Linked DNA regions of Homo sapiens: region 2 is linked to region 1. The links are chromatin loops, found by intact Hi-C in ENCODE. Cell type or tissue: heart right ventricle. All regions are shown on one strand. Each heading gives the region's core, and the rest is flanking DNA. Links, peaks and the distances in the headings are about the cores only. Region 1 overlaps STK38 (serine/threonine kinase 38). Region 2 overlaps KCTD20 (potassium channel tetramerization domain containing 20).

Region 1 (2,813 bases), core at 211-2,710:
ATAAAATTGGAAATGTCATTAATTTGAATCTACAACTTTTCATAGGTGTTCTTGTATTTCAATTCAGTAAGGATTGATTGAGCACATAGCAGTGAACTAAATGCTGTGGTATCATAGCATTCTAGAATTTGTCAGTGAGCTCACTGTTGTTGCAGATACTAGTGCAGACCCGAGGAAGAACTTGGAAGAGAGTCTCACTTTGGGGACTTATTTTTATCATAAAAGATTATTAGACAAAACTCTATGCAAAAGAGTAGTAATTTTAACTAATCAGAGATTCAGTTTATAGCAGTGTTAAAGTTGCTATTTGCATTAAAGCCATTCATTTTGCCATTTTTTAAAGCCTTTCATCACTCAAGTTTTCATCACTGAATACCTTGAAGTCAAATGTTGTCAATTTTGAGTTAGTAGGTTTGCCTAAGCAGAAATTGGATCTTTTATATCATCACGATTAAATACTCAAAACAGTATTTAAGCACAGTATTTAAATTGTTTAAGCAAATATACAATCTAATAAAGCAGAGCAAGCTTTGTCATTAATCAAATGCATATACCTCCAGGTTGGCCACATTCGTGCGGAGCGTGACATTCTAGTGGAGGCAGACAGTTTGTGGGTTGTGAAAATGTTCTATAGTTTTCAGGATAAGCTAAACCTCTACCTAATCATGGAGTTCCTGCCTGGAGGTAATTACTTGACGATGAAAGGTCATTTTTTCTTTTTGTTCTGTGGTTTCTTTCTCTCACATCACGATTAACCCTCCTTTCTACTTTTAAATGTGCTCACAAAGTTGCTTTCTATATCCTTTTTTAGGTCTATAAAGGAAGTCAGTAACCTGTCTTGTGCTGGGGTGCCTTTCTACAATCTTAGTACCATAAAAGTAACCTGTTAATTCATTTACATGATTTCAGATGGACATTTCTTTCTTTTCTTCTTCTTTTTAAAATATATAGGAATAAATTAGGGTGCTCTGCCTGCTCTCCTGTCAATGGGAATCATATATGATCAATAACCCAAGTGACAACATTGAAGCTATAACATCCTTTGCTCCAAATTTTTGTTTCTTTTTGTATAACATATTAATAAGGAGTGAATTTTTTGTTACCCATATTAGTAGCCAGAAAAAATTTCTCATTTCTGAAATTTTAAGTTTTATGTAACTCAGCATGAGCATCTCCTAAGACAGCTCCAAAGTAAACCCAGAACAGAACATGCCATCTGTTCTGAGGAAAGCAGTCTGTTTGTCAGTGAGCAGATGAACTCTGAGCAAACTCTGGTGGGAAAAAAAAAGAGAGAGAACTTTTTTCTTTTTTGTTCCTATAATTGTGGCATAATATTTTGATTTTGTGACAACCCTTAGATTTAGGGTCATCAATACTTTTTAATAAAGAAACACATTTAATAAAAAATAAACAGTTGATTAATGTTAGAAAAGAGTCTGGTAGAATGAGGAGAAACTTTTTTAACATTTAGATGCTAGTTCTTAAATAAGAGTAAGAGCCAACTTGGTTACCAGCTCCTAACGTGTCCTCAAGCCTCAACCTGTACCATCTTCCGTAGCTTCTCATGTCTCCTGGACCCTGCCCTTTGCACTTGGTGGAGCTGGCCTGCAGAGCCATAGAGCATCTGGCCTGAGCTCTCCAATCATCTGGGCAAACTTGCACAGGCGAGGCCCCATTGACTGCTCTCCTGAGCCACAGAACTAAGGCCGTATAGCTACCTTACTGGGGTAGCAGCCCAAGTGCACTGTCTCCATGTGTCTGGTGGGTCTCCAGATTGAAGGGCTGCCAGGAGTGATTAGGAAATCATATTTTTTAAGTATTGGACTGAAAAAGAGCACTTTAATAAATGGTTTAATTTTTGCCTGAGGGAAAAATAGCTACTTTTCTCCAATAATACAAAACATAATGTTCTAAATGAAATGAAACTGAAAAAGCAGCATGATGCTCTGTTAAAATCAGAGGTTTCTTTCTCTTTTCCTTGTTTTCTAACATAAGTGACTTTATGTGAGGTCTAAACTGAATCTTTACTGTTTCTCTTAGTTTTAAACTCCTTATACATATTTTCTTTGCATTTCTCACTGTTGAGTTAGGACCTGAATCTTTTTCTGCCATTTTATGTTGCTGGTATTAGAAATGATGAAATTTTGACTTTGCAGAAAACTAACGAGGTTACCTTTTAACTGCTAGAATACTGATACTGTGTTTTAAAAGTTACATAAAGGGTACTAGTGTCCATTTAAATACCTATAATAACGCACTAGAGAAAAAAAAGCACTGACCTTGAGAGGTGTTCATTGTACTCTTCCAGGAGGCAGTTATTGCACATTCTAGTGTATAGCATTTTCAGTTCATTTTTAGCTTTTGTTGACTAATGCTTTGCTACCCAAGTCCTTCCTTTTTATTTGTTTGTGTTCTGTGAATAGAAGTTGGAAAGCTTGTTTTCAGCCTGCCCGAGTGTTTACATTTTTATTTGGCATTTCAGCCTCTCTATAACAATACATAGATTGTATGTGGAAGTGCCATTTAGTTACAGATGCAGAAAAGCTTGCAGATACTTGTTCAGGCAAAGTGAAAAGTAAAGTAGCATTTTACCCCGAGTCCAAAAAATTATCCTAAGCAAATACAGTTGTTTTTTAAAGTGTGGGAGAAATTTTCTTTTTCTCTCAAAAGTAAAATAGAAATCACAGCTTAGTGGTCAACCTTAGCTAGCTTAGGTGTGAAAATCCCATTTCTTCCCATGTTGGCCATGTGGGTCTATCTCTGGCACACAGAAGAGGTCTGTTTAGCCGCCTTATTTTGGCAGATAGGGAAGA
Region 2 (2,813 bases), core at 81-2,580, 52 kb after region 1:
TTAGCTGGGTGTGGTGGTGTGCACCTGTAGTCCCAGCTACTCGGGAGGCTGAGGCAGGAGAATTGCTTGAACCCAGGAGGCGGAGATTGCAGTGAGCTTAGAGCACCCCAGCCTGGGTGACAGAGAGAGACTCCATCTCAAAAAAAAAAAAAAGAAAAGAAACAAAACACTTCAACAACAATATAATTCTCTATTGCTGCAAAACTATTTTTTGGTCAACACAACTCTGAAGGTCACAGCAATGTGCAAGAACCAGAGGTTCACCACCCTGTTATAGCTTAACAGTAACTGAAGAGACTGCTTTGGAAAGGCAGCAAGAGTTAAAATGTATATTAATAATGGAACCCAGAATATACAGCTGTGAAGCAAAGAAAACATCCAGCAAGCCAGTTCATGCTTCACTTCCATACATTCTGTGAAAGCATTTTATACACTCTGAGGAGCTATATATTTTAAGAGTATATATTTTATTATTTATTTCACAGGCCTCCCATGAAGGCCCATATTTTGTTAAGTCTTGATTTTACTGACCTGGAACAGCAAAATAGTTTTATCACCATCATCTCCCCATCTTGGAAAATGTATATACAGTCTTTGATAGTGGAATTATCTCTACATATTCCTTGCACCTAAAAAAGAATGTACTGGTTTCTCTCTAGAACAATCATCTTGAGTATGAATCCACACAACAGCCTGTAGATAATAAATTTATATATTTTCTTATTTGCAATTTCTCCTAATCAATTATTTCTGAAGAAAACAAGATATTTACCTAGATCACTATTCCCTTAAATAAATTCAATATCCTACCATTGAACTACTCAGATTAAAAAAAAAAAAAACAAAAAAAAACTAATTGGAATGGCATGGGGGCAATAATATTGATGTATCTCAAAAGCATAATGCTTGCATACTGTTTTTTTTTTTTTTTTTGAGACGGAATCTCACCCTTCTTGCCCAGGCTGGAGTGCAGTGGTACGATCCCAGCTCACTGCAACCTCTGCCTCCCGGGTTCAAGCAATTCTCCTGCCTCAGCCTCCTGAGTAACTGGGATTACAGGCATGCACCATCACGCCCGGCTAATTTTTGTATTTTTAGTGCAGACGGGGTTTCATCATGTTGGCTAGGATGGTCTTGATCTCCTGACCTCATGATCCACCCACCTTGGCCTCCCAAAGTGCTGGGATTACAGGCGTGAGCCACCATTTCATACCGTTAATAGTGCAAGGACATGATCTTTCAAAAGGCAGTACCCTTGTTTATACTTAGGACCGTATCTCCACTCTGTGTAGGAGGTGGGAGGTGAAAATGAAGTAGGATGCCACAGAATTTGGTAAATAAGCTAATCTGCCCTTAACCCATATCCCATAATCAAACTTAAGAAGTAGTTATATCTTTGCCAAACCTTCATTCCAAACTGAAAAATCCTAGCCCTTCCAGTCTGTTCTTATGTGAAAACCACTTGGTCTAGTTCCATTGTGCTTTTTCTTTATGCATGCTAATGAGAACTCTGCTAATGTTTTCTGTTAAGCAGGTTTTCTGTTTTGCTGCACATAATGCTCTCTGGTGACACCCAGAATTTCTGGGAATAGGTTAAAATGGGATGAAGTTTGGGGGAGGGGAAACAGAGGGGGATGGGGAAAATCTAAAATGTCTACAAGACCTCCTTCTAGGACTATTATGAACTCACAGTAAGAGGCTATCATATTCCGAAAGTACTGAGTCTCTACAAAAGATAAGAAATTAGCTGGTGTGTGATGGTGTACACTTGTTGTCCCAGCTGCTCAGGAGGCTGTGGAAGGAGGATCACTTGAGCCTGGGAGGTCAAGGCTGTAGTAACCCATTATCATGCCATTGCACTCCAACCCATGACAGAGCAAGACCCAGTCTCTCTCATTCATTCATAAATAGAGTTTATACTGATGTTTTCAGTTCAAATTTAATACTGGTTTTTCCTAACTCATTTTATATTAGTGTATCTTTTCCTTCACATTGAAATTCTTGGTTCATAGACTAGTTTCAGAATTATAATGTCAAATTACTAGTAACAATAAACCTACTAAGTTTAGGTGTTTTGGTCAAGGGAGCAGTTCTTTTTGTCCTTAAAGCATATCCCACTAAGGATGTACAGTCAGCATGCTATATTCAAAAGTTACTGTGTATTTTTTCTCTATATGTTCTGTAAGGTAGGTTCTTTTGTTTCTCTTTTTATTCAATCATAGCATTTTCCCATTATTTTTAAAATGTATTTCCTGAATATGTAAAACATTTACATGGTTCCGAAGTTGAAGACTCATAAAAAAGGAATGTTCAGAGAAGTCTCTGTCCTTCCCCTTTTTCCCTCTCAATCTGTTCCTATTTATTCCCTACAGATAACCAGTTGTCTTAGTCCATTTGTGCTGCTATAAACAAAATGCCTGAGACTGGGTAATTCATAAAGAACAGAAATTTCTTTTCTCACAGTTCTGGAGGCTGAGAAATCCAAGCAAGATTAGGGTGCTGGCAAATTGGGTATCTGGTGAGGGCTGTTCCTCAAAGATGATGGCATCCAGGCGTCCTCACATGATGGAAGGAGAAGGGCTAGCTAGGTTCCTTCAATTCCCTTTTATAAGGCCTAATCACCTCCTAAAGGCCTCCCCTCTTAATGGTATCACCTTGGGGGTTTAAGTTCCAACACAACAATTTTGGAGGGACATATACATTCAAACCATAGCATTGGTTTTGTTAGTTTATCTTTAATGTTTCTCTTTGCAGACATAAGGAAGTATGTGTGTACATATACATATATTCTTAACTCCTTTTTTCTCTTATAC

Evidence for each region. A loop is a pair of places that touch in the nucleus more often than their neighbours do. Peaks named below come from ENCODE experiments on the same cell type or tissue, not always from the same donor. Only the 100,000 strongest peaks of a DNase experiment are listed, where the experiment ranks them.
Region 2: it touches region 1 in a loop (1.8-fold over the local background); 2 of 110 quality-filtered maps call a loop at or near these places.

Annotation. Positions count from the first base shown.
Region 1 is chr6:36,515,588-36,518,400 of GRCh38, reverse strand. It overlaps STK38 (serine/threonine kinase 38), which reads left to right. Exons shown (of 14, transcript NM_007271.4): 6 at 561-684. Among named protein-coding and RNA genes, the nearest start is that of STK38, 30 kb to the left of the region's middle. In heart right ventricle, for the core only: no CTCF peak of the experiment used is centred there; a DNase peak (open chromatin) is centred at 1,637; H3K27ac peaks cover 353 bases.
Region 2 is chr6:36,463,417-36,466,229 of GRCh38, reverse strand. The region is part of intron 1 of KCTD20 (potassium channel tetramerization domain containing 20); the gene reads right to left. Among named protein-coding and RNA genes, the nearest start is that of KCTD20, 22 kb to the right of the region's middle. In heart right ventricle, for the core only: no CTCF peak of the experiment used is centred there; no DNase peak of the experiment used is centred there.